Regions from separate parts of the Homo sapiens genome. Here region 1 is linked to region 2. A link is a loop called in an ENCODE intact Hi-C map of the cell type or tissue named here. Cell type or tissue: dorsolateral prefrontal cortex. All regions are shown on one strand. Links, peaks and the distances in the headings refer to the core of each region. The heading gives the core; the rest is flanking DNA. Region 1 overlaps SLC8A3 (solute carrier family 8 member A3). Region 2 holds the start of SLC8A3 (solute carrier family 8 member A3).

What was found. Peaks named below come from ENCODE experiments on the same cell type or tissue, not always from the same donor. Only the 100,000 strongest peaks of a DNase experiment are listed, where the experiment ranks them.
Region 1: it touches region 2 in a loop (3-fold over the local background); 7 of 110 quality-filtered maps call a loop at or near these places.

The regions. Positions count from the first base shown.
Region 1 is chr14:70,084,425-70,100,111 of GRCh38, forward strand. All of the region lies in intron 2 of SLC8A3 (solute carrier family 8 member A3), which reads right to left. Among named protein-coding and RNA genes, the nearest start is that of SLC8A3, 97 kb to the right of the region's middle. In dorsolateral prefrontal cortex, for the core only: no CTCF peak of the experiment used is centred there; a DNase peak (open chromatin) is centred at 12,629; H3K27ac peaks cover 2,712 bases.
Region 2 is chr14:70,182,282-70,197,968 of GRCh38, forward strand. SLC8A3 (solute carrier family 8 member A3) reads right to left here and starts at 6,670. Exons shown (of 7, transcript NM_182932.3): 1 at 6,098-6,670. It also overlaps the pseudogene LOC646548. RefSeq lists silencers at 6,105-6,244, 6,315-6,644. In dorsolateral prefrontal cortex, for the core only: no CTCF peak of the experiment used is centred there; DNase peaks (open chromatin) are centred at 4,743, 5,620 and 6,730; H3K4me3 peaks cover 3,474 bases; H3K27ac peaks cover 3,614 bases.

The sequences.
Region 1 (15,687 bases), core at 4,997-12,996, 96 kb before region 2:
ATCTTTTCACCCTGCTGGTCATTATTCAGCCAAGCTGAACACATTTTTTTCTTTTCATGTTTTTCCTCACACTCTGTTTAGTCAAGTTTCTAAAGTAGCAAACTTGTCATTGAAGTGACCAGACAGAACACTTAGCATTTTTCTCACATGCACACATTTTCAAAGTACTTTTCCATCTCTCTCCAATGCTCAATGTCTAGAGGGAATGTGGTGTTTTGGAGCATGACATTAAGAGAAGGGAAAATTGAATGTTTTCTGGAATTGCTATATGCCTAATGGAGACTTGGAAAATATCCATTGAGAAAGAGGAGAAACGGAGTTGGAGTGAGAAATTAAGAAACTGTCTCAGCTCAGAAAACTGGATTTCAGGGTCTGAAGAGCTCTAGGTCTCCAGATTCCTAGAATTCTGTTTCCCAAATGGTACTTGTTTGACATTGGACATGGGAGGTGTCAAGAATGTGATGGAAGAATGAGTAATAACGTTTATAAGGTGGATGATGGAAGGGAAGACATGGTTAGACAAACTGTGTAGTAGGGGAAGGATGGAAAAAGGCTTTACTGGACCTCAGAAATTAAATTCCATTTACAAATGTCTATTGAGTTTCCATGGGCAAAGTATGTGATAGGCATTAGGGGGTAAAGAAGTTAAAAAGACGAGTAAGACATTGTTCTTTATCTTAAGAGCTTCACATGACATGGACAAACATTGAGAAATAGTGACCCAGAATCCATCAAGGCCAAATTCATAACCTATAGATTCTCTATCTGTGGAAATTTCTTCTGAGCACTGGTGTTGGGAAGGGGAATAGATTAGCACCCCATTTTTCATGCACAACAAAACAAAACACACCAACACACAAAATTATATAGGAATAGTAATAATTATTATTATTTACTACTAAAAAAACACATACAATCAGATTATGATTTCTTTCCTTCTATGCATTCTCCTTGGACTGTACTGGTATTGCCATGAAGGTGAAATATTGACCTGATTTCTCCTGGATAGCAATGTTTGCAGTTCAATCTGGTAACTACTTAATGTGATGCCCCAAGGCCCTTCTCTTACCTTTAACCCGACCCACCTCCCCGCCTGCAATGACCCACATTGACTGAATCCCTACAACATGCCCAGTCCCATTTGGCACCTGGTAAATGTCAGGTATCATAATACGATGCCAACACTATGCAGAGATGAATAAAACAGTTTCAAGATTTCGCAGTCCAATGGGGAAAGCAGACATGTAAGCAGATATTTATACTGTAGTCTCTGATTTATGAAACTGGGAAGAGCCTCAAAGACTTCAAAGTTCCAATATGTCCTATGCCACATGTTGTTTAATAAAATAACAGCTAATACTTACATGTCATTTAATATGCTCCAGGCACTACTATGTGTGCTTTATATGTATTAACTCATCAAATCTCCACAACACACCAGAGTAGGAACTATTATTACTCCTCTCTCAAAAATGATAAAAACTGAGGCACAAGAAGGTTAAGTCACAGCTAATAAATGATAGAGACAGAAAGTGAACTGAGGAGGTCTAGCTCCATAGTGCATGTCCTTAACCACTATACTATACTGCCTTTCAAATGAGATAATAAAAATTGCTTTTCAATGAAATGGAGGGAATTGTGGCCTCTCTCATCACCTCCGAGTCTCTCTCTGGCTTCTTTATAGCCAGCATTTATTGAGTGTTCTTTATGTGCCACATACTATGCTAAATGCTTTCAACACATCTCATTTAAGTCTCCTTCAACTTGATGAGACAGGTACTAGCATTATCTTCATTTTACAGAGGAGGGAATTGAGAATAAGAGAGATTCAGTAAAATCCAAAGTTGCACAGAGAAGCGAGATGAAACCGGGATTCCAGCCTAGCTTAGTTGGACTCCAAGCCCAAAGCCTTCCTTTGTTTAAAAAACAATTTTTTTAATTTAATTTCTTTCTTTTCTTTTTTCTTTTTCTTTTTTCTTTTTTTTTTTTTTTTTTGAGATGGAGTCTCACTCTGTTGCCCAGGCTGGAGTGCAATGGCACGATCTTGGCTCACTGCAACCTCCGCCTCCCAGGTTCAAGTGATTCTCCGGCCTCAGCCTCCCGAGTAGCTGGGATTACAGGAGCCCGCCACCACACTCGGCTATTTTTTAATACTTTTTGGTAGAGACGGAGTTTCGCCATGTTGGCCAGGCTGGTCTCGAACTCCTGATCTCAAGTGGTCTGCCCCCCTCAGCCTCCCAAAGTGCTGAGCCACTGCACTTGGCCAATTTCTTTCTTTTTTTTTCTAAGACAATGTTGTAGCACCAAAGCCTTCATTTGACCTGATATCTTCTTCCTCTGTAATGGGCTATTTTTGCTGGAATCTCAAGAACAATAGGACAAGTATCTCCAGTTCCCTCTGCCTAAGACCAGACATGCCAAGCCTTCTGCTCTGGGAATGTGTTTGCATCCACCTCTTTCTGAGATGAATCAGATTCCATAAACCACCCTCTACTACCCAGAGTCAATGCTGAGTTACGTGTGCTGGAGGGAAACCGATGGGGCTGTCAGTAGAGGAGCCCCGTGAAGTTCCAAAGGCCCTGATCGACTGGAGGCAGGCTGCTGCTGATGTCAGCTTCTATAGGTACCACTATCCAAAGCCTTATGATTTTCCAAGAAAAGAAATATTCTCAAGAATCTCTAGCCATCTAACATAGTTTTAAAATTGCTACAATTGCCCAAAGGGAAAAATAATTCAGAATCTTTCTTATCTCCAGATGTCCTTGTCAAAGTCCAGGCTAGCATATCTTTAGGATAACCATCATAAAAATGAGAAAAGGAAAAGCATTTAATGTGAAGAAGAAGAACAGGAAGACACAGACAGATGGCGCTCTGGAGGAGCACAGCCCTCCTAAGGAAGCTCTTAGGCTGCTGTGCAACTTCCATTTATCTTCTCAAACTTCCTGGAACATTGGCCGCTGATGTACCTTATCTATCTATTGATGGCCCAGAAGTCATATAAACACTGTCTATCAATGGCTACCGGGACTTGTGTCCAGCAGGTTCAGACACTTGCCATTTGATCTCATTTATCTGCACTTTTTTTTCCTTAATGCTCTGCCATAAAAAAGAGTTAAAAGCTATAATCTCCCCCTTTTTCATGTCTTAAGCAGTTACTCTCCAACAAATATTCAAACTCATTTTCTGAATGTACAGAAAAATCATTTGAGCTGCCATTTACAATTTTAGCTCTTAGGTAAATCAAACAAATTGGAAGCAATTGCTGTAAGAGCTGTACAGGCAAACAAATTCAGCTCCATCTCTCATATGTTTCTGCTTCATGGAATTTAAGCTCCATGCACCATCCGTCATTTCTATTTTATAAAAGACGTGCATGGACCAGAACTTTGCAGCCCATGTTAAACAGGAAATTAACTAACAAGTTCTCTAAATATTCATGGTGCATCTACATATGCAAGGAAATGTGCTACAAATTGACAAGGCATAAATTGGATTCTCTGTCCACCAAGAGATTGAAATATATGTGTACAATAGGTAATATTTCATAATTATAGAACAGGTGCTACAGGAAGTGTGTAATCAATGGAGAGAGTATTCACTTGGTAGGTATTAAAGGTTCTTGAAAGGGCTGGGATGGAGCAGGTCATTGAGAATACAAAAGATTCAGGTAAGTGAGGGGCAGAGATTAGGAAAAGAAGATTATGAATACTGAGGCACTGAAACAAGAAAATATGAAGTGCATTTAGCAGACAGTGGGTAGGCCCATGTGGCCAGAGCAGAAAGGTTGTGGGGGCAAGTAATGAGATATACATCTGTTTGGTGTTGCTCTGAGAACTAACAAAGCCCCTTATCTAAATAGGAGTCCCTTGAGAATAGAATTCATCTAGGTAGGTTTTCTGGGGAAGCCAGTGCCCACCAGTCTCCTGTGGATACTGCTCTTTCTTTCCTAAGGATTGCTTTAGAAGCAAATCCCTGAGAGCTGTGTCAGCTAGGATAACTCTCTCTGCTACTCTCAGGTAACGGCTCCTTCCCCATCAGGCTATCAATGCTTCTCCTGCTGCTTCTGACACCTGAGTCACTGGACTCAACATTGAAGACCTGGCTCATAGGTTTCCTGCCAGCATCCTGCGTGGCTTTAGTGGCCCAAGATAACTTATTATAAATCCTTGGCCCTCAGTTCCTTGACCTTTTCCCTTTTAATAGCCTCAACCTTTACTTTACCCATCCACTCTCAAGTCTACACCCTGAGCATTATCATCACCTAGAACTACTCCTCATCAGAGAAATCAAATTCAAACATTCCATAGCTGAACTTCTTATTTTCTTTACCAAAGCTTCTTCTCCTCCTTTAATCCCTATGTCAGTGGATGGTACCACTATGCATTCTTGCCTGCATTCTGGCTTCCTCTCCAGACTACCCCCATTTCCAATCAGGAACCAGATCCTGTTCTTTTTACCTACTTCTACCTCATGAACACATTTTCTTTTTTTCATTCCCTGCTAAAACTCTCATATATTGGCCACCATCACCTCTGGCCTGGATTCTAGTAACAGTCTCCTAACTTATATTCCTGACCTGATTTGTACCCACTCAACTTCACTCACCCAACACAGCTGAAGTTATCTGTTCAAGTGGCAAACCTCAGTATGCTCTTCCTTCCCTCCAAATTTTGAATGGTAACTCCTCTGTCCTCCAAACTTCTTAGCATGCTGAAAGAGGCCTTTTTCTAGAATGTTGTTACTTGTTCTCTTCCTTGCCCAGTTCCACACATCCTCCCCATCTCAGACACCATCTTCTCTGAGATGCTTTTCCCAACTTCCTTAGACTGATTTGGGGAGCCTCCCACAGCTGGTGTTTGCCTTTGGGATGGCACTTAACATACTAAATACTCAATTGAAATTACTTGTTTATAAGACCACCTCCAGCATGAAGAACAGTTTCCAAACCATAACAGGAGCTCATAAATGCTTATGAAATGAATGAAAAGAGATGCAAGTGAGAAACATTTTGAATATAAGAAGGGGAAGTAAGACAAAGTAAAAGATAAATTTAAGGTTTGCTACTGGGTGAAAGAGGTGGGGATTGTGGAGCAATGGGCAGAGGAAGAACTTCCAGAAGAGAAGAAGCAGGTTTTGAAAATGACACTTTCAAGTTGGGCATGCTGACTTGGAGAATGACTAGATATGAGGGAACAGAGCCAGGAAACACAGATTTGGGACTTAGACACAAAGAAGGTATCTTTGAATCCATCTGTGTAGATGATGTGTTTAATACATATTGTGTGGCTTCATTACACCGTCGAGCCATTGTGACTTCCGTTTGCTGTTTTCATGCAATATGATGCTTGTTTTTTAATTGGCTTCTACCAATTTTCCCCCAAAAGATAATTTCTTTGATCAACACATTGGCTGACTATTGATTCATACATTTCTATTTATTTATAGAGAGAGGAGCAGAGGACCAAGATTTGTATACGCAGGAAATTTTACCAATTATCCAGGTAATTCAGGTATAAATTAGAGAGTTTTTTTCTTAATTTTTGAAATAATTATTTTCATTGTTTCTGATTTTGAAGATCTGCGGGGATGTTTTTCTCCTGTAACTACCCTTTCTGTCTTTTTTTTTAACATATTTTGCTAACTGCAGCCATTAATTACCTCATCACACAATCAAGCCATTGTGACTTTTGTTTGCTGTTTTTATGCAGCCTGATGCTTGTTTTTCAATTGCCTTCTACTGTTTTCCCCGAAAGATAATTTCTTTGATCAACACATTGGCTGACCATTGATTTATGCATGTTTTACCAGAAATATTCTTGCTTGATCTCCCTCCTACCTCCTCTAAGTTGATTTCCCATTAAGGAATACTGTGTTCTGAATTTTATTCTCTTCCCTTCCAAGTGAATAATTATCAGTACTTAAACTATCACGTCATATGCGCATGTCCTCCTGCCTACTAATTAATTTCAGAAGCTCAGTGCCCGTTCACAGATAAAAGAACGGTGCATTGGTACTTCACAGGGGTCACATTTTACCCCTAGAACCCCAAATCAGTCCACATTTTCCTAATCGTGGTATACAGGTTTGATTTAGTAAAGTCACAATTATCTTTCAGAGTTGAAATATAAACATAAAGGCGCTTCATGAATCTAATCATATTCCTTCCTGCCACAGGAAGAACCTTCAGTCTTTTGGAAAAACTTGTATATATATAGTGGTTCTTATTCCAAATAAGTTAAATATAGTGAATTCCTGATTCATATAGAAGTATTACAATATTTCCTTGATGAATTTGTATAGCTGGAAGCAGATCTGCCATGAAATGTGAAACCGCATCCCACTTGTGTGAGCTGCCCTGGTCAAATGTGTAAATCTCTAAGTGTAGCAAAATCTCCCTTTGCTCTAGGAAGTAGTTCTTAGCTTTTTGGGGGATCACAAACTGCTTCGATAATTCAGGTGCTTCTTACCAGAAAAATGCACATACTCACACACAATATTTTGTATATAATTTCAGGGGGTTCAAAGATCTTTGAAAACCTAGCCATCAATCCTCTAAAGGTCCATGGAGTGCCAGTTGACAACCCCTGGACTAAGAGCTAAAGATCAATTATTGATGGATGAGGGATTTCATAAACCTCAGAATGTGAGGAAAACAGCTGCAACGATAATGTGCACTGCTGGGCAGCAGCTACAACTCGCAGCAGGAGATGCACGGCTTGTATATAGTCAAGCCCAGCATGGCACTGAGTGGGCTGCCATCTTCCTTTCTGCAGGACATCACGTTTTCTACTCATTTTATTATGGGATTTAATTTTATGGCAGCAGAGCTCTGATTTTATAATGGAAACCAACACAAAATAGCTCCTTTTTTAATAACAAAAATTTGTCTTACAATCATTTCAGCTAAAACAAACTCGGCTTTTAGCAGGAGGGAGAATGGGAAAGGAGGAAGCTCCTGTGTTAAAAGAGCTGCTCTCTTTGCCTCTTCTCCCTTCCTTCCTACAAACCCTGGCTCTTCACTTTCTTTAATATCGTATACCCCCTTGACTCCTACTCTCTTTTATTAGGTCTCATTTCATTTTCTTGAAGCTGGTACTTGAATATCCTATATCAGTTTCAATCTTTCAATGTCTACTATTGATCTCATTTCATATTGCTTTGCAGATATCTGGTGTCGGAGCCACGCACCCCTCCCTTGAATCCTAACAGGGAAGCTTGGTGCTTTTGATCATTTGAATCACCATCTTTTACGTTCTATTTTAACTTGAGGCAACATAATCTCCCTCTTTCAATACTTACTTCAAACTTAGCTGATCTTTGATTTTTCGAAGTCATGTTTAGAAGTGTGACCTGCAGGATATGCCAGCCTGATAACTACAATTACAAACTGGATTATTTTGCTCATCTCACCATCATCCTCACAATTGCATTTATTACTATTTTAAATGTACATGAAAGCTCATTAGTTACTGAGACAATTTGAGATTTTCTCTCCCTTCCCCCAAATCCTCTAAAACACCATTGTGTTATGGATATGTGGTTCTCAAGCCAACATTTCTCACCACGTTACTTCCTATGCAACCCTCACAGACTGTAAACTTTGTTTTTCTTTGATTCTATTCTAAAGAAATCCTTGTAGGGTTCTTGAGATCCTAACTCCACATGATTTTCAAAGGACTTTGATTTTTCTATCCTTAACATCAGGGCTTTATCACCTTCCTTCGTGTCCCTTGGCCTCCAACACTACTGAGCTACTTGCCCTTCCCAGATCCTCATATTCTTCTGCATTTTTGCTTATGTGATTGTTTCTGTCTCGGGTGCACTTCCTCCCTTGTATACCTCATGACCCCCAGTCATTCTTTGAGGGTGTGCTCAAGTGTCCCTCAGCTCTCCTGGAATGCTTTCCTGATGCCCCTCCTCACTTCAATCCAGACCCACATGGATCCCCACCCTGCCCCTGTCATGCCTCTCAGGGCTCTTGTGTTGCAGAGCTGGCAGCTCTGCTTTGTAGCTGTTGATTACTTGTCCATGTCCATACCTCCCTCTAGACAGAAAGCTCCTTAAGGTCTGGGTATTATCACCTAGAGTGTCAACCTCCTTCCCACACCCCTGGTTTGGGGTATATTCATGCCTCTAATCCTAACCACATTGTTCACATGGGAGTGGCTATCTTTTTACATAGCCTATCTCTCCCACAGAATGAATGGCCTAAATGTTCTCTGACAGTCCATTTCCAACATTTAAACTGAAGATGTGGGTCTGAGTGCTGCTGGTAGTAATGTCTCCAGCCCAGTGGAGGGAACCAGTTTGAGAGAAAAAAGATGGCCTAAAAGAAAAAAGAAAGAATTCTGGAGACATTTGCATTCCTGGTTTTCATCATCCCTGGAACTTTCTTTCTCATGCTTTGCTTATGCAAGCCAAAAAAATCCCAATTTCTCCAAAGTGAATTCAAGCTGGGTGTCTGCCCTTTGCAACCAAAGAATCCTCTAAAATAATATGGACCATCTTATTCATGTCTCTACCTCCAGTAGCTGACTCAGATTTTGGCATTTAATATGGGCTTCAGAAACATTGGCATTGTTAGTTCAAAGCCTGAAATTGTATTTGTTGTAATGTGGAATCAGGAATTGAGGTGGGAGCAAGCACATGTCATAATGTGACAGATGGACAAGGCTTATACCTTAGAGCTGTATAGTGAAGTATTAACTCCACACATTCTGAGCATCTCTTTGGGTCTGAGTTTATTCTGGTGGTATTTGGCCTACCATGCTGCAGAAGTGTTGGCTATTTCTTATCTAACCAAGAATGATTAGCTCTCCTAGGGTATAGCCCTGAAAGACAAAATGAGAGAGACCATAGCATGCATACTCATTAGATGACTTGGTTGTCCAGTTGTCTTTGTGTTTGCGTGGTGCACAGGGTATTTGGTGTGGGAGACAGAACAGCTGAGATGGACACTGTTTACCAGCTGTGTGGTCCTGGGAAAGCAGCTTCACTTCTCTGGGCCCTCTTTTCCCTATTTGCCAAGTGGAGAGAGTAACACCTGTCTCACATACCTCACAGGACTATTGAGGGGATGAGACAACACATACGGCAACACTTTGTTGTTGTCAAATCCTTTCTCAGAGAATCATGTCAGGCCCTCTTCTAAACACAGAGGCCACTTCAGGGCTGATGGGCCGGCTTTGATAAACACATGACATAAGGCAGGGTCACTGCTTCAAGAACTGGCCTCATGCACCTTTGTCAAGGAGCTGGGGTGAGCCTTCCCAATTCTGATGTCTGCTTTCTGTCTTTTCTGTCCTCTTGACTCAATTGTCAAACAAAGCTTCTTGACACTTCCCATTCTGCCACTGCTCAGAGAGCCTCTCTGCTCAGTATTTGGTCATGAAAATGGAGCCTGTGTCCCCTGCCTACCTGCCCCATTTGGGTGGAACACACCCTCTGGTACCTGCCCTAGCTCATGAGTTGGGCTGAACCTCAATGAACCTGACAGGCTGTTCCCTCCCAGGCTCCCACTAGTTTGTGCAGTGTCCAGGATGTTTCCATTGAACACAGGTGGCTCTGCATAAGACCCAATGTTGACTGCTAGCCGGACATGTGGGCCAGCATGGAAAAGTGGCCAGGGGAGCCCCATCTAGTTCTGACTCTGTTTCCTTCCTTGCTGACCTTTGCATAAGTAGCTTCCAGCAGCTTCCTAGTCTGCTAGACTGGAAAGGACATCTCTGACAGCCAGTCCATGGCCTCCCCACCAATGGGAGGCAGTGGTAGAAAGATGGAGGCTTTGGAGATGGGTTCAAATCCCAGCGCTGCAGCCACCTACCTGTGGGAACTAGCACATAGAACACAACATTGCTGAGTCAGACTCAGACTGTGAAATGTGGATAATAAAGCTTGCATAACATTGCAACAATGGCTGATGGTTGGGTAGCTGCCTGGTATAGAACAGGTGCTCCATAAATATCAGTTTCCTTTCCCATCCTTCAATTATAAAACCAACAGTTCCCATCATTACGACGTCTTACATTTCTGGAAGAAACTTGCATGCACAATCTGATTCCACAAATGAAAATATTTCAAAAAGAAATCTTGGGGGAAGAAATACATTTCCTTTTCTCCCCAACCTGCTGAGACCCAAATTCTGGGTTCTGCATTCTCTCAGCAACAAGACAGAACACAGCATGAGCTATACTCCTTCCCAGCATGGGGACATTGAGGGAGGAGTGGGGTTCAGTTTGTCAGCCTGCTCAGGATGAAGACAGAATGTCCCCCCTGCTGTTGATGGGGAGGAGGTGCCTCCAGAGCTCTGAGCTGGGTATGGCTCAGCAGAGCCCTCAAGGCTGAGGATGTGTGTCAGCAGCAAAAATAATTCCCATCTGCCAGGGCTGCTTATGTTTTCAAAGCACTTTCTCTTCTTTTATCTGTTTTTCCTCATACAGTATCCATGTGAGTTGAGTATTATCGTTCCCATCTGACAGATGAGGAAATGAAGCAGACAGCAGCAGTATTGCAAAGTGGCTAAAGCACAGGCCCTTAGGAATCAGACACAGAGCTGTGTCCACATCCTGGCTCAGGTGCATAACCTTGAACTAGCTGCTTACCCTCTGAGCCTCCATTTGCTTATCTAAAGTGTGGATCTGCAAGCGCTCACCTCATAGAGACGTTGTGAGGTTTACAAGGGCTTGTCACGTGGTAGAAAGAACACAGGTTTTGGAGATGAGTATTCAAATCCAGGTGTTCTAAGTATTGGCTCTACAAGGGTGCCATTGACAGATCAGCAAAGAGCTTTCTTTCATAACTTCACTTTGGTTGCTTCTGTCCTGGGGCTGTTGGCCTGAGACTATCCTAAGAGGGCCCTAGGACCCCCTGGCCAGCCAGTGCTCTGAGTGGGCTCTGGGACAAAGTAGAGAAACCACATTTCCTGTAGAAATCAGACGCCACATCCAGTGACCTAGCATTGACACAAAGGCCAGAGACCTGGACCCCAGCCAGGTTCCTTCTGTGCCTCAGTTTCTCCATCTGTGAAAAGCACACAACTTACTTATGCTTTGAGCTGTTGAATTGTCACTTGGACCACAACAGCGGCTTCCTTCCCGGCCTCCTTGCTGCCCATAGACCTGGCAGTTGCATCTTTACTCCATTTCGCTGCCCTTTGGCTGAATCCTTGACCCAAGCTTTCTCCCTGGAATGTGGAGTTTTAAGGATACTATGGCTGCCTGAAACAACGATATGTAAACTTGGGAGGGTGGATCCTGATTTTTCTATGTGTGTGATGCAACAATGAAAAATCATCTGAAGAGAGAGGGAAATGAGACAGAGGTGCAGAGAGAAGCAAGTAAGAAACCGTTTGGTTCCAGGGGAAAAGACAGGAAGGTACTGGCAACTTCCCAGTTCCTGTTTTCAGCACCTGTTAAGGCCTGTTTGCCCTTCTGTGAGTTCTACACATACCCATATATCTTCTTTTTTTTTTTCGTTGAGGTGGAATCTCGCTCTGTCACCCAGGCTGGAGTGCAGTGGCGCAATCTCTGCTCACTGCAACCTCCACCTCCCGGGTTCAAGCAAGTATCCTGCCTCAGCCTCCCAAGTAGCTGGGACTACAGGTGTGTGCCACCACGCCCAGCTAATTTTTGTATTTTTAGTAAAGATGGGGTTTCACCATGTTGGTCAGGCTGGTCTTGAACTCCTGACCTCAGGTGATCCACCTGCTTTGGGCTCCCAAAATGTTCGGATTACAGGTGTGAGCCACTGTGCCTGGCCCCCATATATCTTATATATTCAACTTTATAGATATATAAAAGGTGCCTTTACTGGGTTCCTGCTTCTTATAACCAAAAGAGAGTGACAAGCATCCACTTCCTACCCTGTGTTTGGATGGGCTACATTGTCACTGGTTGTTCCTAGTCATGTCCAATTGTCACAGCACCCAGGTAAGTTCTTGGGCTGAAGAGGGTGTCACTGAACACAAATCGTTGACAATGAACAAGATGAATGTAACTCCAGGACAGGTGGCCCCTGCTTTACTGTGCAAGAAGATTTCAGCTGATCTATCTCAACATTTTCCCTGGATGTTTTCAAGTAGGAGGCAATATAGATTGGTGATTAAGAGCACAGGTCCCAGAATCAGACTGCCCAGTTTCACATCACAGCTCCACCCACTTACTAGTTATGTGACCTTGAGCAAATTCCTCTATCACTCCACACCTCAGTTTACTCATGTATCAAATGGGGGTATTTACAGTACTCAGCTCACAGGGATATTGTAAAGAATAATAAACAAATCCTCAATTCATGTCCCTCTTCATTCTCAAGTCCTAAACACAACAGAGAATGCATTTAGAGGAGAGGCTGTGGCAGGTGGGGCTTGCAGTGGATTCTGGTTTCATCTTTTCCACTTTGGTCTTTTGCGGGATGAGGAGGGAAGCTGTAAACTTCAGAGAAAACTGAGGCCTTGAAGAGGGGCAGGTCAACAAAGAGATAAACAAAGATAAACAAAGAGATAAACAGAGTCTTGTGAGTAAAAAGGGGACCAACTTGCCAAGCCAAGTGAGGCCCTCGTAGCCATCCTTCTGTGAGGTAACTGCATAGAAATGTGGGAAATTAAACGTCCTGAGGAAGGAGCTGCAGGACTGTGGGCTGGCCGCTAGAGAGGCTCCTGCTGCCTGACAGTGTGAAGGCAGGACACAGTTCTGCAAGAAATGTTGTGGGGGACCATGGGCTCAAGGGAGATGCAGCAATCAATACAAACTAACTGGGAATATGGGAAGAAGGGCAATGCAACAGAGTCAGAATGAAATTTGTGAAAATCTTGATCGTAAAGATTTTTATGAATTTAGATACCACCCTCAGAAAAGCATTTTCCTTTAAAAAAAAAAAAAAAACACCTCTTTGAAGATGAATGAAATCCCAGCAGCACATCTGCAGACTGCTTTCAGCTCAACAATACAAAGTTACTATAAATGGTTCTGTGTACAGAATGTCATTTAAAATGTGTGACAGGCCAACAACACGTTACTAATCTAGGACTGCAGATTCTCAAATCCGGTTGTCTGGGTACAAAACCTGGCTCCACTATTAATTAGCTGGAGGACCTCAAATGAGTTTCCCAACCTCTCTGTGCCTCAGTTTCCTTGTTTGTACAATGGAGACTGTTTAAGTGTCTAGTCCATAGAATTAGGGAAAATGAGTTAACACATATAGAATGCTTAAAACACCATGTGGCATAGTAAAAGTTCAATAAACATTAGCTGTGACAGCTGCATGTGGTTTTTTTTTAATCTCTTTGTCTTGTAATACAAGAACACAACAACATGCACACACACTCCAACAATCCAATGCAAACAACCACTCCAGCCTAAAGAGCTCTTTAAAGTACAGGGGCAGGTGAGGGCATAGTCTGGCTGAAAAGCACAAGCAAGAGTTCTCAGAACCTCAGAAGCCAAGGGTGCACTTGGCATCAGATTCCAGCACCAATTACATGGTAGGTGTGCTTTCTCTGACCCCCTAGATCCCGTCTTTGAACATAAACCTCCAATGTGTTAGTGTTGTCCTCTCTTTCCTGCTATTGCTCTGTCTTCTTCTCTGCCACTATCCTGGCTGCCCCATCAGGTCTGTGGGAGGGGAAATCTGTAAGCAGCAACATCAATCACACTCCCTAGCATAAGTGTCACCCTGGCTGGGCCAACTAAGCTCATGGAAAGGGAGATCAGAGGTTCCCCTGACATGTGACCAGGACAGGTATTATGGCAAGTGTCCATGGGCTTCCAGTGGGAAGAGCTAACCAGAGAACACCAGCCTCATGCTCCCAAAAGAGGTGCTCCATCCTTCTTCCAATTCCATAAAACTCTTTTCTTTAGAGGTTTTCCTTCTTTTTCTCACTTTTTTTTAAAAAAAACCCTCTGCCTATACAGTCACCTCCCCCTTTCCCCAATCTCTATCTCATTACGCAACTGCATGGGCTAAAAATACTTCTGGCAGCCGTGATCAAACCCAAACTGAGCAAGATGCAGATTTAATGAGGCTTCCATGGAAACAAGATTCCTTTTGCCAGGCAGAAGAAAGTGTCTGCGAGGGAAAGGAAGAGGGCAGGGAAGCAGGTGGAGAAGAGACTGAGGTGTTGGTTAGATGGGGGCAGCGGGAAGTTGGAGGAAGCCTCTTGGCCCAGCAGCGCTTTCTGGAAGGGGTCCAGCCCACTGCTGGGGACTGCACCCACTGGGGACAGTCAGCTGTCCTGGTCAGCAGCATCTTAAAAGCCACACCGTGTGAGCTCATCAAAGGAAACCACAGCTTCTGCCAGGCTAAAGACAAATATTTACCACTAGAGTCCCTTAAACAGTCAAACACTTAGCAGCTGAGAAATAATTAAATGAAAACACAAAAATGAAAAGGTGCCGACTCTGGAGTTCCTGGTAGTGCTTTGATTATATCCAAGAAAGTGCAGAAGAGAAAGGTTGAGAAAAGCCAGACAGATGTGATGATTTCTATCCTGCAGGTTTTCTACTCCTTTGAGGAGGCATTTCCTTGCAGCCCACGGTTCTCCGGGCTGCTAGAGGTGTGAGGTTCCTGAAAGAATCTCAGAGGGAAAGCAGAACTCTTTAACAAATGCCAGGTGGTTCAATGATCCCCAGTTTCATCTCACCAGAGCAGGGATAGCACCTGATGTAATCCTGCTGCCTCTTCCAGGCCCTTACCATTTTCTTGCTATTTTCCATTGCAATTGCACTAATTTTTCACATCCCGAGAAGGAGGGTACATACTGGTTAAAAAGCGGGGTCAGCAAACTATGATTCACAGACTAAATCCAGGTCTGATTTAGCCCATGAGCTGTTCTTGTAAGGTTTGTAAATTTTAAATGTTTTTTACATTCCAGAAGATTGTGACAGAAAGAAGAATACGTTACAGAGACCCTATGTTGCCCACAAAGATTAAGATACCTACTGTCTTCCCTTTACAGAAGTAGTTTGCTAACCTCTGGTTAAAAGCAAAGACTGTGGAATCAGATAGATTTAGTTGCAAATCGCAGCTCCTTCATGGACTAGCATAATGACTGTAAAGAATTTACTTTATCTCATTGAGTCTCAGTTTTCCCAATTGTAAAGTTGGGCTAAGAGTGCCTGTCTCATAGAGAATGAAGCTAACAGCTTAGCACAGTGTTGACCACGTAAATGGTCTACAAATGTAGTTAGTACTACCATCAGGAAGGATGGAAAAGTAAGCTTGAAGCATGGCAGGAAAATGACCTAGATTTGTTTTTCAAGGATACACTGCCTGCAAATATTCTGCCTCTTGGTTTGCACTAAGCATCAGATATGCATCCTTACGATTGATTCAGGAATTATATTCAGAATTCCCAGAGTTCTAAGGCTACAATGCTTCCCATGGGTGCAGGGATCCTGGGCCACAAGTCGTTTAAAAAGCATCTGATAATAAACTCCTAAAGCCAGAATCTGCTGCTCACCTAAATCACTACCTTACAGCATTGTGCTCTAAGTCTGGTCCATTATGCACGAGACCTCCTAAAACCAATGTTATCATGTTAAGATCCCTGTGCTGACTTACCCATGGCTTCTAGAATGTGGAATGGCAGAAAGGTGGCAAAGAACATGTACTTAGAAATCAAGCAGCCTTTAATAGTACAAAGCCACTTTGGCCTACCTTGTTCTCCTCTTCATCTTTTATAAATGACTGGAT
Region 2 (15,687 bases), core at 3,171-11,170:
ACTGTGCACACGGCTGGAAACAAGACACCCAGCTTGGAGAGCTAGAGTCACAGACTCTGGGAACTATCCACACTGCAGTAACAGCACAAACCATTCAGGGAGACTGCCAAGGGATAATGGAGAAAGGAAAAATTGGGAGAGAGGAGAGAATCTTGGAGTGGAAGTGGAAGAGGGGCCATGTAGAGGTAGTGAGACCTAGAGAGCTCTGTGTGAAAGAAGCTGAAAGAGGAAAGACTTAAGGAGCTAATGGTCAATATTATCTGGTGCAGGGAGAGAGAGAGAGAAAGAGGGAGGACAGCGGGCAGCTCTTTGGAATAAGTCATTATATTTTGGGGAATGAGCAGTCCTTGTTGGATGAGACTTGGGGAGAAGGTGGAGAAAAGTGGGAAGTGAGTGGATGAGTGATGAGAAAATAGGGACAAATGATTAAAATCTCAAGAGTTTGTTGAAGGCATGATGGGGAAAGAGTATAATGGGGAAAAGGAATTAGAGAAGTGATATTCTTTTTAAGATGGAGTTTGTGGAGGGAGAGGATTCTGTGTTGAAGAAGAAAGACACTTCAGATAAGAGATGGAACTGGGGCAGTTTACCAAAGTAAGGCAAGGGTGAGCTCCTGGGCACTGTGCAGGAAATGAAGGGTTTTGTTTCTGTTCGTTTGTTTTTCACTCTAAGATTAGTGACAGGGAAGGATGAGGAACCCAGTGGAGAAATCAGGGTGCAAAGGAAGAATGCTGACGAAGCTCACACTGTTTGGTTTCATTCTTTTGGACTTCGAGGTCCTCTCCTGTCTAGTTATTTGGAAATTATCACATGGAAGCCATGGCAGGAGCACAGCTTTTGGTCCTACTTCCAGATCTAGTCCCCACATGACCCAGCATTCCTGCACACAACTAGGAAAGCCCTATTTGTCCTTCCAAATATCAAGGCAGTAAATGCTATTTGGTCTGTTCCAAATTACATATAGATGAAACAGAGCTGTTTTCTTCTTATTAGATATGATTCTGTATGCCATATCCAAGTACCCTGGATTCTAGAATTAGCTTTTATTCACTCACCATATTATTTTTAAATACTCACGTACATACACATGTGAGTCTCCTGTCTAGATGTCTTGCTCTATAGTCTCCATGGACCTAAATTCTAACCCTTCCAGGCTCCTTCTTCAGGCCTGTCTCAGCCTTCACGGATCTCTCCATCTCAAATCTTTGAGAGTTTGCTTTGCTCTGCAGTTCAGTTGGCCAGGAAATATGTCTCACACTCTGTGGAGCCCTTTCTCTTTTCCCCTAAGGCATCTGCCCAGTGTTGAGTTTAGAGGGCCCATTCAAAACACAAATGGACAACCAAACATAAACCAATCTCATTAGAGAAAATTAGTTAAACTTTTTCCTAGAAGGGTATCTCTGGTTTGTCTGGAGACCTAATTAGGGAAAAGAGGTCAGGCTGGCAGGACCAGAGGAAAGCAAAAAGAGAAAGCAGATAAGCTATAAGTCTGCCTGTTTTCATGGTCCAGGACACATAGCCCTCCTGTGCAAATAATTCACAATCTTCCTGTACCCAGCTATCACCAGACCATCGGCTGATAGAAAAGTGCAAGTTAACTCACTGCAACCTTGGCATTATCAGTGCTGCACATAGCTTTCTCCAGCACAAGCTCCATCCTATAAAGCCCCCAGCAAGCCTTTGTCTCCTTGCAGTCAGCTCTTTCTTCTCTTGCTGACCTGCCTGTTGCTTCACTGCAATCTATCTTCACATGTTCTCTAATAAATCTGCCTTTTATTTTCTTTTTTACCTACAACTGTCTTGGTAAATTCTTTTTACCTCCCACGCGACATTGGCCCCAAATAGTCGCTACCCATGAGAGTCTGTACATTGAAACAGAAAGAAGAAACCCCCGCCCTCACCTTCATAGACTGCCGGGACCATACACCTGGGTTTCTATACAGCTTCCTCTTTACCTTCCTCTCTCTCCCACTTTCCAGTTTCAGTATACTATCTAAAATGCAAGTCTGACCTTTCAAATCAGTAGTCAACATTTTCCTAACCCCGTGCTGGAAACTCAGTGGAAATTCTTAGCATGGAGTACAAGCCCTTTAAGGTTTGACCCTATGCCTTCTCCACACTCAACTCCCCACTGCATTTTAATCTCTGTCTTCAGTCATTTGAAAGAGCTCTTATCCATGTTAGGTCTTTACATATGAATCCCTTCACTCATAACACTTTCTCCCTCCACTCTCCTCTCCTCTTTACTTCCTCTCCTCTTTTCTTTCACCAAAGCTAACTCCTACCTATCCTCCCTTTCTGGGCTTAGCTGTCCCTACAAGTCCTCATTAAGCCCATAGGAAGAGGTGCTCCTCCTATATGCTTCCATTATCATGGGGTTTACCCTCTACTGGCATAAATCACTTTATACAGTAATTGTCCATTCACTAGCTGGTTATCCTTGCTGGAATGTGTGTTTATGAGGAAAGAGGCCATTCTATTTTATTTGCCTCTGTACTTAGCACATGCCTGTCAGAGTAGGTGGCTGTTGAATATTTATTGCATCAATGGCTAGCTGAATGAATAAATGAATGCTTTTTCTTTTGGAGTTCAATGTTTTTCTGAGCCTCAGCACGTATTTGAACCTCTTAGGCAAAGCAACCAGGCTTAAGTGAAGGGGGTTATTCCTTTCTTTTTTTTCTTTTCTTTTTTTTTTTTTTTTTTGAGATGGAGTCTTGCTCTGTCGCCCAAGCTGGAGTGCAGTGGCTCATTCTCGGCTCACTGCAACCTCTGCCTCCCAGGTTCAAGCGATTCTCCTGCCTCAGCCTCCTGAGTAAGTGGGATTACAGGTGCCTGCCACCATGCCCAGCTAATTTTTGTATTTTTAGTAGAGACGGGATTTCACCATGTTGGCAAGGCTGGTCTCGAACTTCTGACCTCAGGTGATCCGCCTGCCTCGGCCTCCCAAAGTGCTGGGATTACAGGCGTGAGCCACCACGCCCATCCTATTCCTTTCTTTTTATCTAATCTCAATAGTTTGAAAAGAAGTCCAGATGTGTGACACATTTCCCAAATCCTGATCATGGGCAATGACTGAATCATGCAGGCTGGGGAACATGCCTACTATCAGTGCCCATAAGTAATATCAACAACTGTGCCCAGAGAATGCAAGAGGAACCATCCTGCACAGGCAAAGGGCAGGGCCAGGGCAAGAGGACAACCTATCGGCTTTAGGGTCCCATCCCCTGGGGGAGCACAGGGCATGGGAATAGTTTTAACAGGGTCAGTTCAGTAAGCATATTCTCCCTTCTCCGACCAGGAAGCTGTAGGTGGCAGTGTAAAGGAGAGCTCAGAAGAGCAGGAACAGAGAAGGAAAGAATGTAATTGTTCCTCCAATTCCACTCATTCAACCAACATTTACTGGGCACCTATCCCATGCCGGGCACAGTGCTAGGCCTTGGGGACACAGTTTCCTCCCTTTGTGGAGTCTGTTATCTAGAGGTGTGCCTGGCATTACTTAATCACATACATAAATTTAATGGGCGTCTTTAAATTACTTCAAAAATATAAGTTCAGATTATGAGTGTTTATGAGAAAAGGGTCCATTCTATTTTATTTGCATCTGGACTTAGCACATGCCTGACAGAGTAGGTGGCTGTTGAATATTTATTGAATAAATGGCTAACCGAATGAATAAACAAATATTTTTCTTTTGGAGTCCAATGGACTCCACGGCCAAATATGGCTTGGCTGTGTCCCCACCCAAATCTCATCTTGAATTGTAGTTCCTATAATCCCTACGTGTCCTGGGAGGAAGCCAGGGAAGTAATTGAATCATGGGGGCAGTAACCCCCATGCTGCTGTTCTTGTGACAGTGAGTTCTCACAAGATCTGATGGCTTTGTAAGGGGCTTTTCCCCCTTTTTTTCGTCACTTCTTGCTGCCGCCATGTGAAGAAGGACATGTTTGCTTCCCCTTCCACCATGATTGTAAACTTCCTAAGGCCTCCCCAGCCCTGTGGAACTGTGACTCTATTAAACCTCTTTCCTTTATAAATTACCCAGTCTTGGGTATGTCTTTATTACCAGTGTGAGAACGGACTAATACAGGTGTATAATAAGCAGGGATGTGGCCTAGTCAGGGAGAATATGAAAGGCTTCCTTGAGGAAGTAACTAGTGAGCTGAGAGCTGAAGCTTGAGTAGGAGTACTTTAGGAGTATGTTGGAAGAAGAATAAAGCATTCCAAGCGGAGGAAACTGCATGAATGGCCTTCCCTTCTCCATCAAGTTAAAGAAAGAACCACTTCAACCAAGTTCAGTTCTATAGGCCTTATCTGCTTCCTCTCAACCCAGTATCTACATTTCATTTAAAGAAAAAGGAGGCTACAAAGTGGACTTGTGTGTGGGGACTGCTGCTGGGCATTGTAGATTGCAATGAGGGGCTGGGTTGATCAGTCCACATCTAGTTACCCTAAGCTTTGACCATCAGCCATCCTCCTTTGGAGACCTGCAATGCATGAAGGGGCAGGTTCCTCTCAAACTTGGATCCAGCCAGTGACGCCAGCAAAAAGAAGCCCCAGCCCGAAGCCAAGAGCCCATAAAGGGTGAACTGATCCCCCTATTTCAGGAAGAGCATGGCGCAGCAGCTATATTTGAAAATCGAGGTAAACAAGAGCTCAGCTCAAGTGGATGGGGCACGACAGCTGTGGAAGATTAATCACACGCCGCTGCAAGTCACCGGGTCGCCAGGGGCCGAGGAGGCTTCCCTTTTGGTGCCCCACCGGAAGGCCGGATGTGTTCCTATCACGTACCCACATTCCACCCCCGCTCAACTCCCTCCTCCCCCCACCCCCTTCGGGTGTTTCTTGACCACCCAGGAGCTTGGCTGCGCCTGCTGCAGTCTGCGTTTCTGATAAATTGAAACCAGTTTTAATTCTTCTGCCCGGGAGACCTAACCGCCGAATGCGTTCGGAGGTATGTTTTTTAATCGCCAGGAAAGGGGGAGAGAGAGAGAAAGAGAGAGAGAGAGAGAGAGGAAAGGAGGAGAGAAGAGAAGAGAAGCGGGGGGCGGGGGGAGAGAGAGAGAGAGAGAGAAGGAAGCTGCGATGAGCGGGTAAATTTATGGTACTGCATTAAAGGCATTTCTTCTATTTAACCCCACCCCGCCACCACCACCACTACCACACCGTTAAAAATAAAATACAATGAATTAAGACGAAGAACTGCTTTTTTCCCCGGAGCAAATTGCTTTCATCATCTTTCCCAGTGGCTCGGGTCCTCTGGGCAGGTCAGCCAGGGCCTGTAGGAGCAGCAGCGCTAGCCTCTGAATCAGGGCTTTGACTGTGTGTGTGTGTGTGTGTGTGTGTGTGTGTGTGTGTGTGTCCGCGCGCGCGTGTGTGTTGGGGGATCGGGGGAGGGTTAGTTATATATTTCGATTCTCTCCACCGAGTCCCGGATCACGCAGACCACCAGGGGCTGGAGAGTGCAGCACTGGAGAAACCCTCCTTCTCCCTCGCCCCCTTGGCCCCAGCGGTGGGTGCTCTGGGGCTGCAGCTCCCGACCCGCGGCGGTGGAGTCCCGAGATTGGGGTGAGCGCGTGCGTGCGTATGTGCACGCGGGCGCGCGCCGAGTGGATAACGCGCTTCCCTGCTAGCCCCCAAACCCGGCGGACACTCACAGCACCAGAAGCACAACACGCCCTGGCCCAGGTGGCACACATATGCCGACATGCATCCAGCACACACAACACAGCAGTCAGTCTCCCCAAACAGCACCCGCTACCAACCCAGCATGCTCACGATCCAACTGTACCCACCTGCCCAGGCATCTCTCTCTGCCCCTCCCCACCCGGCGGCACCCTCCTGTAGACACCCACTCTGCCAGATCTGCCCCCCCAACACTGCATACACAATGTACACTTTCCGGGGCACCCTCACCCCACTTCTCCTGGCACTAAATCCACAGGAAGGCGGTTCATATGAATGATCTTGAGAAATAACTTAACCCCGTTACTCACAATCAGGGATCCTCTTAGGGGCATCCCAAGCCCCCCAACCTCTACCTCCCATGTCTCGGCTGCCCGCTAAGGGGGAAGGGCAGGAGGCTCACCCCATTACTCACCGTTTCCTCTCGGCCTCCCGAGCGGAGTGGGCAAGGGAGGGGGGTGAGGAAGGTACGCGATGCCCCCGCCGCCCGGCGCCTCACCGGTCGCAGCGGCTCATCGCCCCCGCGGGCTGCCCGCCGGCCGCAGCCGCGTCCGGGGCATGTCAGTCCGCCGCCGCCGCCCTCCCGCCGGGGTTCGTGGGCTCGCAGCTGTCAGGGAGCTGCGGGGCAGCGCATCTGGAGCGCGGGGTCTGGGAGGGAGGGTGTCTGGGGCCAGGGCGAGGGGCCCCGGGAGGGGTCCTTCCGCACGGATTTCAGAAAGAGGGAAACCCCGACCCAGAGCGGTGACTGGAATCTACGCCCGGGAGAGGCCCGGAGTCCCGGCCGCGGGCGGCGGGGGATTCCTGCAGGAAGGGGCAGGAAGGCAAGCAGCCCGGCGCGCCCTGGCGGCTCCGAGGGACCTGGGCTCGGGCTTGCGGTCGCGTCGCCTGGGCTTTCCCTGGGCTGGGAGCGCGCCGGGTCTCCGCCTTGCACGCTGTCACCGCGGGAGACGTCTCGGCCTCGCCGCGCGCAGAGGGGACGCGCGGAGAGGCTGGTTTCTGGGCGAGCGGAGAGCTTTGCCCATTAAGCTGCCGGAAGAAGCCAAATCAAAAAGCCAATCTCCAAGCCTCCAAACGGAACGTCACCCTATCAGCTGGGAGACAGCGCCGCACTGACTGACAAGCCGCGCATATTTATCCTCGCGCGCGGAGGGGAGACTCTCAGAACGCTCCTCGACCAGCAGCGAGGAAGTCGAGCCCGCATCCCGCATCCCGCATCCCGCATCCAGAGCCCCCGAGGGACGAATTCAGATCCAACCCCTGCCCCGCGGCCACCCACCCTAGTCGTTGGAGCCTGGCGCCCGCGCCTCCCGGCCGGCAGCACGTCAAAACGGCGGCGCGTCCTGACCTGGATTCCGCCGAGTTGGGAGCTCCAGGCAGCAGGCGGGCGCGCGGCACCGGCTTTCCCCTTGTCCTCAGGAGACGCTGCCTGCAATTCCGAAATTAAGTCTCCACCAAACACATCTGTGGTTTTTAAATATAGCAGGGAACTATTACCCAGGCAGGGTCCACCCAGGCCTAGGGGAGGAGTTGAGGGGGATGGAGATTGGCAGCGGAGGGAAAAGAAAACTCCTTTTTTCCCCCTCTTTTTTTCTTCTCTTCTTGGTGCAGAACCCAGCCTGTCATTTTCTCAACCCAAGTCAAACAACAGTTTGTGAGAGACGCTTGGGTGAGCTCTGGTATGTTGGCTTTTCGGGTTTCTAAAGCTAAAAATAAGAGGGGGCTGCCTCCCAAATTGCTGCTTACTCTGGGCCTGGAGGCTGGAAGAGAGCTGGTCCTTTGATGCAGCAGCGGGACTAGGGCTTGGGGCTTGGCTCAGGCGAAGTGTACACACGTAGCCTTAAATCAGATGCCTGTAATTTCTGCTATATTTGTCAGGCTTGGTCCTAGAGGCATGCGGGGTGGGCAAGCCACTCCTAAGAATGGGGTTTCAAGCCCTCAGCTTATCGGTGGCATTAGGCAGATCTAAAATGAGCCTGGTGGCTGGCCTTCTGTAGCGACACCAGTGCAGAAAAGTCAGAATGTAAGGGCAGGAAGTTGTTCTCTTTCAGGCCTCTCTGCTGCCTGAGGCTAAGTGTGAGGGGCCAACAAATGATAATAATACTTACCAAATAGCAGCACCTTTTAAGGGCCAGGAGTGGTGCTAGTGAATTTGATTGTATTACCTCATGCCATCCTACTAAAACTCTGTGAGCTAGGTACAATTACCAACTCCATTTTTTTGTTGAGGAAATTGAGCCTTAGGTTAAATAACCATCCCAAGGCCACGTGCAGCAGAGCCAAGGATTGAAATAAAATGCAACCAACCGGAGTTGTGCTGAGACGTCAACAGTGTGTGTGACTCCTGAGATCCCTGGCTCCTTTGCCCGGCTGCTCTGGAGCAAGGCTTGGTTCAAACAGATTAAGGGGGTGTAGAGACTAGGGAATCTCTAAGCCTGAGATGGCAGGAGGTCTTTGCTGGTCCTTTGACTCAGTGTTCCGTTAGCAAGCTGTGTGGTGGTTTCTGGCCTGAGTCCGGAGTCAGAATCCTGGATGTGCTCAGTAGGAGCAGTAGGAGTGCTTTCAGACCCCTGAACCTTTATGGGTCTTGAATTTCATTTAAAGTTAGGGCTGGGACTGACTTTGAAAGGTTTCAATAGCTTCTAAAGTTGTGGGATCTCAGGATATGTCAGTTACTGGGACTTACCTTGTGTCTGCTCCCGTGGAGAGTCACAATGCTGAGTCTACACATTGAGAGTCTACAGTAGAGACAAAGAGATGGCTAATGGGCACCTAAATTGATAGAGTTTTTAGGTAGGGCAATTTTGAAAGATACATCAAATTCCTTAAAAACGTGAATGCCTGTGACCCAGTAATTTTACTGGAAGAAATTTATTCTATGGCAATCATTAAGGATATGCTCAAATATTTAGTTACAAGGATATTCATGGTAGTGTTTTTAAGAGTGAAAAATTGGAAACATCTTAATTTTCCAACACAACAAATTGGTGAAGTAAACATGTTTTGTTGACATAATGCTGTATTCTACCACTGTAAAAATACAGATGCAGCATTCTGTGTACTGGTGTGGAAAGGTTTTTATAATATATCGTAGACAGAGAGAAAAAAAACCCCAGAACACAGTGTAACACAGCATGTGCGGGGGTGGCGGGGTGGGGATGAATGCCCTGGCAGCATAAAAACCCCAAAATGGTAGTGGTTATCTCTTGGTGGTGGGATTTCTGGTGATTTTGTTTCTCTTTGTATCAATCAACTTTATTGAGGTGTAATTTACATACAACAACTCACCTTTTTTCTGATCTATGCTTTATGAAGGCATCAAAAGCAAGGTCTAGTGCACAGGCTAAATGACTATCTCAGTAGTGAGGAACATGAATCTGCAAAACTATCCCAGTAGTGAGGAACATGAATAATATTTCAAGATACCTGCAAAAACTAACTGATGATATTAAAATATCTGACATTTCTAATGGAGATAAAGTTACAGGTATCCAAACATCACTACTACTACTAAAAACTCACCTGTTTTAAGTGTATAGTTTGAAGAGTTTTTATACAAGTACATACATGTAGAGCAACAACCTCAGTCAAGACATAGAACATTTTCATCTCCCCCAGAAGTCCTCTCAGGCCCCTTTATACTCATCCGCTCTTCCCACAGGCAACTATTGATCTGCTTTCTGTCACTGTGGCTTAGTTTTGCTTGTGCCAGAATTTTATTTGTTTGCTTGTTAATATCTATTGATATATTTTCAGTGAACATTACCTATTCACTAAAACTGAACCAGCAACAACAACAGAATTGGTCATGTCATTTTTTTAGAACTACCAAACAAAACAGACAGGAACCTTGTCTTCCTCTTGTCACCTGTGACAGGGCAATGCTGCGGGGAGGAAGGCAAGAGGTGCCAAAGCATGTTCAACCAACGCTGTCGGCAGAGCTGACTTGCGTAGGTTCCTCTGAGTTCTAGGTAGACTGAAATAGCAAAGCCCAGCTCTGCATTCTGAGCCTCAGTGTCCTCACCAGTAAAATGGGAATAATAATAATTATTATTATTAATAATAATAATAATTATTATTATTATTATTAATTATTATTATTAATAATAATAATACCCACCTCGTGAGGTTGTTGTGAAGCTTCAGTGAGATTACAGTTTCTGGTACAGACCAATCCCCAAATATATATCAATTCTCCTTCTCCCCTACTTTTGTTCTCCCCCAACCCTGCTTCTCTCCCATCTTAAGTTCTACAGCCAACCTTCACGTGGCCTATGAAGTCTCAGACTGCTTTCAACTCTGGACATTCTCACTTCTTTTTTTCTCCCCACTACATGCATACAGGGTTGGAAAACATTAAATGTAATGACACCGTACTTGCATTTCTGCCATTGTTACTTATATCTAGCTGTACTGGAACCCAAGGAGATGTTCACAAGGAAGATGGAAAGTAAGCTGTGTAACATCAGCATTGGGAGCAAGAGCCACAAACCTCATTTTCAAGTTGGGAAGAAACTCAGGACCCGAGAAGCTACAGGATTCAGCCCAGTCACAGAGCTTGGTAAGAACTAGACAGACTCTTTTATGGACTGAATTGTGTGTCCCAAAACTTGTGTGTTGAAGCCCTAGCCCTTAGTACCCAGAATGTGCCTGGGTTTTGAGACAGGGTCTTTAAAAAGGTAATAAAATTAAAACAGTGCCGTCAGTGTGGGCCCTAATCCACTATGACTGCTATCCTTATAAGAAGAGGAGATTAGGACACAGACAGACAGAGGGACAACCTTGTGAGGACACAGCGAGAAGGCAAGCCAAGGAGAGAGAAATCAAATGTGCTGACACCTTGATGTGGGAGTTCTAGGCTCCAGAACTATGAGAAAATAATTTCTGTTAGTTAAGCCACTCAGTCTTTGGTATTTTGTCATAGTAGCCCTAATTCTGTGAGTCCTTGTCATAGAATACCCTTTCTCTAGAGGCTGAGCAGCAAGTAATAGGGCAGATGGGATGAATAGTGGGAAGGGACCACATGGCTTCTTGGTGGGGCCCCAGTATTTGCCATTATGCTGCAGAACTCCACAAGTCAGTGCCTCTCCAAAAGCGGGGCCTCAGGCACTTCATAAGCAGACGACCTGCCAGTCCTGGCCACCAGTGGCACTGCATCCCACACAAGCCACAGTGTCTCTTCTCACAAGCAACCTAGGTGCCAGCATTCCACAGCCCTTGGACTATACAATCTGATAGCAGTTGAGAAACAACAGCAGTCAAGTGGAAGCTAAAAGTAAGTTCTGGAACAGCTCTGTAGGGAGGATGGAAGTTTAGTAAACCCTGTCTGATAATAGGGTATTTATTTAGTGAGACATAATTCTTCCCTATGCGTTATATTATTTTTAATCTCATTATAACTTGTATTTCAAAAATTTGTCAATTATTTATTTTTCCTTTTATAAAGTTTATTGCAGTAGGATATACATACAGAAATGTGCACAAGTCATGACTATAGCTCAAAGAATTTTCACAATGTGAATATATTTTATTTAATCATCATCCAGAACAATAAATATTACCAGTACCCCAGCAGCTCCCCTCGTGCCTCTCCCAGCGATGCTTCTTCCTCTTCTCCAGAGGGAACGGCTCTCCTGACTTCTAAAACCACACATTAATCTTATGTGACTTTGAACTCTACGTAAATGGAAGCAGATGGAAAGTACTGTTTTGGGGGTTCTTTGCTCAGCATAATTTTGGTGATGTTCATTCATATTGTTGTGTGTAGCAGCAATTTGTGATTTTTCATTTATGTATAGTTTCCTTTGAATGAATATGCAACTCAACTTTTTATTCTGCTCTTGATATCTAAATTGTTTCTGGTTTTTTATTTTTTGAATAATGCTGCTGTGAACATTTGCCTACACTCTCCCTCTCCAAGATTGTTTGATCACATTCTTCTCAGCACTTAGTATTGTCAGACTACTTAAAATTAGTCATTCTGGTGGGTATAAATTTGACTTTAATTTGTGGCTTTAATTTGCACTTTTAAAAAATTTTACTTTAAATTCTGGGATACATGTGCAGAACATGCAGGTTTGTTACATAGGTATACATTGCCCTGGTAGTTTGCTGCACCCATCAACCCATCATCTAAGTTTTAAGCCCCGCATGCATTAGGTATTTGTCCTAAATGCTCTCCCTCCCCTGGCCTCCCAAATACTGACAGGCCCCCATGTGTGATGTCCCCCTCCCTATGCCTTCTCATTGTTCAACTCCCACTTACAAGTGAGAACATGTGGTGTTTGGTTTTCTGTTCTTGTATTAGTTTGCTGAGAATAATGGCTTCCAGCTTCATCCATGTCCCTGCAAAGTATATGAACTCATTCTTTTTATGACTGCGTAGTATTCCATTGTGTATATGTGCCACATTTTTCTTTACCTAGTTTATCATTGGTGGGCATTGGGCTGGTTCCAAGTGTTTGCTACTGCAAATAGTGCCACAATAAACATATGTGTGCATGTGTCTGTATAGTAGAGTGATTTATAATCCTTTGGGTATGTACTCAGTAGTGGGATTGGTGGGTCAAATGGTATTTTGTTCTAGATCCTTGAGGAATCGCCACACTCTCTTCCACAGTGGTTGAACTAATTTACACTCCTACCAACAATGTAAAAGCGTACCTATTTCTCCATATCCTTGCAAGCATCTGATATTTCCAGACTTTTTAATGATCACCATTCTAACTGGTGTGAGATGGTATCTCATTTTGGTTTTGATTTGCATTTCTCTAATGACCAGTGATGATGAGCTTTTTTTCATGTTTTTTGGCCACATAAACGTCTTCTTTTGAGAAGTATCTGTTCATATCCTTCACCCACTTTTGATGGGGTTGTTTGCTTTTTTCTTGTAAATTTGTTTAAGTTCCTTGTAGTTTCTGGATGTTAGCCCTTTGTCAGATGGATAGATTGCAAAAAATTTCTCCCATTCTGTAGGTTGCCTGTTCACTCTAATGATAGTTTCTTTTGCCGTGCAGAAGCTCTTTAGTTTAATTAGATCCCGTTTGTCAATTTTAGCTTTTGTTGCCATTGCTTTTAGTGTTTTAGTCATGAAGTCTTTGCCCACACCTATGTCCTGAATGGTATTGCCTAGGTTTTCTTCTAGGGTTTTTATGGTTTTGGGTTTGACATTTAAGTCTTTAATCCCTCTTGAGTTAATTTTTGTATAAGGTGTAAGTAAGGGGTCTAGTTTCAGTTTTCTGCAGATGGCTAGCCAGTTTTCCCAGCACCATCTATTAAATGAGGAATTGTTTCCCCATTGCTTGTTTTTGTCAGGTTTGTCGAAGATCAGATGGTTGTAGTTGTGTGGTGTTATTTCTGAGGCCTCTGTTCTGTTCCATTGGTTTATATATCTGTTTTGGTATCAGTACCATGCTGTTTTGATTACTGTAGCCTTGTAGTATACTTTGAAGTGAGGTAGTGTGATGCCTCCAGCTTTGTTCTTTTTGCTTAGAATTGTCTTGGCTATATGGACTCTTTTTTGGTTCCATATGAAATTTAAAGTAGTTTTTTCTAGTTCTGTGAAGAAAGTGAATGGTAGCTTAATGGGAATAGCATTGAGACCGTAAATTACTTTGGGCAGTATGGCCATTTTCATGATATTGATTATTCCTGTCCATGAGCATGGAATGTTTTTCCATTTGTTTGTGTCCTCTCTTCTTTCCTTGAGCAGTGGCTTGTAGTTCTCCTTGAAGAGGTCCTTCACATCCCTTATAAGTTGTATTCCTAGGTATTTTATTTTCTTTGTAGCAATTGCGATTGGGAGTTCACTCATTATTTGGCTCTCTGCTTGTCTATTGTTGGTGTATAGGAATGCTTGTGATTTTCACACACTGATTTTGTATCCTGAGACTTTGCTAAAGTTGCTTATCAGCTTAAGGAGTTTCAGACTGAGATGATAAGGTTTTCTAAGTATACAGTCATGTCATCTGCAAACAGTCAATTTGACTTCTTCTCTTCCTACTTGAATATCCTTTATTTCTTTCTCTTGCCTGATTGCCTTGGCCAGAAATTCCAGTACTGTGTTGAATAGGAGTGGTGAGAGAGGGCATCCTTATCTTGTGCCGGTTTTCAAAGGGAATGCTTCTAGCTTTTGCCCATTCAGTATGATATTGGCTATGGGTTTGTCATTAATAGCTCTTATTATTTTGAGATATGTTCCATCAATACCTAGTTTATTGAGAGTTTTTAGCATAAAGGGATGTTGAATTTTATCAAAGGCCTTTTCTGCATCTATTGAGTTAATCATGTGGTTTTTGTCATTGGTTCTGTTTATGTGATGAATTACGTTTATTGATTTTCATATGTTGAACCAGGCTTGCATCCCAGGGATGAAGCTGACTTGCTTGTGGTAGATACGCTTTTTGATGTGCTGCTGGATTCAGTTTGCCAGAATTTTATTGAGGATTTTCGCACTGATGTTCATCAGGGATATTGGCCTGAAATTTTCTTTTTTTATTGTGTCTCTGCCAGGTTTTGGTATCAAGATGATGCTGGCCTCATAAAATGAGTTAGGGAGGAGTCCCTCTTTTTCTATTGTTTGGAATAGTTTCAGAAGGAATGGCACCAGCTCCTCTTTGTACCTCTGGTAGAATTTGGCTGTGATTCCATCTGGTCCTGGGCTTCTTTTGGTTGGTAGGCTATTAATTACTGCGTCAATTACAGAACCTGTTATTGGTCTATTCAGGGATTTGACTTCTTCCTGGTTTAGTCTTGGGATGGTTTATGTGTCCAGGAATTTATCCATTTCTTCAAGATTTTCTAGTTTATTTGCATAGAGGTGTTTATGGTATTCTCTGATGGTAGTTTGTATTTCTGTGGGAACAGTAGTGATATCCCCTTTATCATTTCTTAATGTGTCTATTTGATTCTTCTCTCTTTTCTTCTTTATTAGTCTAGCTAGTGGTCTATCTATTTTGTTAATCTTTTCAAAAAAAACAGCTCCAGGATTCATTGATTTTTTTTGGAAGGGTTTTTCGTGTTTGTATCTCCTTCAGTTCTGCTCTGATCTTAGTTATTTCTTGCCTTCTGCTACTTTTGAATTTGTTTGCTTTTGCTTCTCTAATTATTCTAATTGTGATGTTAGGGTGTCGATTTTAGATCTTTTCAGCCTTCTGATGTGGGCATTTCATTCTATAAATTTCCCTTTTAACATTGCTTTAGCTGTGTTCCAGAGATTCTGATACATTGTCTCTTTGTTCTCATTGGGTTCAAAGAACTTCTTTATTTCAGTAGTCATTCAGGAGCAGGTTCTTCAATTTCCATGGAGTTGTGTGGTTTTGCGTGAGTTTCTTAATGTGGAGTTCTAATTTGATTGCACTGTGGTCTGACAGACTGTTATGATTTCTGTTCTTTTGCATTTGCTGAGGAGTGTTTTACTTCCAATTATGTGGTTGATTTTAGAATAAGTGCTATGTGGTGCTGAGAAGAATGTATATTCTATTGATTTGGGGTGGAGAGTTCTGTAGGTGTCTATTAGATCTGCTTGGTTCAGAGCTGAGTTCAAGTCCTGAATATCCTTATTAATTTTCTGTCCCGTTGATCTGTATAATATTGACAGTGGGGTGTTAAAGTCTCCCACTATTATTGTGTGGGAGTCTAAGTCACTTTTTGTTTTATGAAGCTGGGTGCTCCTGTATTGGGTACATATATATTTAGGATAGTTAGCTAGTCTTGTTGCATTGGTCCTTTTACCATTATGTAATGCCCTTCTTTATCTTTTTTTATCTTTGTTGGTTTAAAGTCTGTTTTATCAGAGACTAGGATTGCAACCCCTGCTTTTTTTTTTCTTTCCATTTGCTTGGTAAATATTCCTCCATCCTTTATTTTGAACCTATGTGTGTCATTGCATGTGAGATGGGTCTCCTGAATACAGCACACTGATGGGTCTTGACTCTTTATCCAATTTGCCAGTCTGTGTCTTTTAATTGGGGCATTTGGCCCATTTACATTTAAGGTTAATATTGTTGT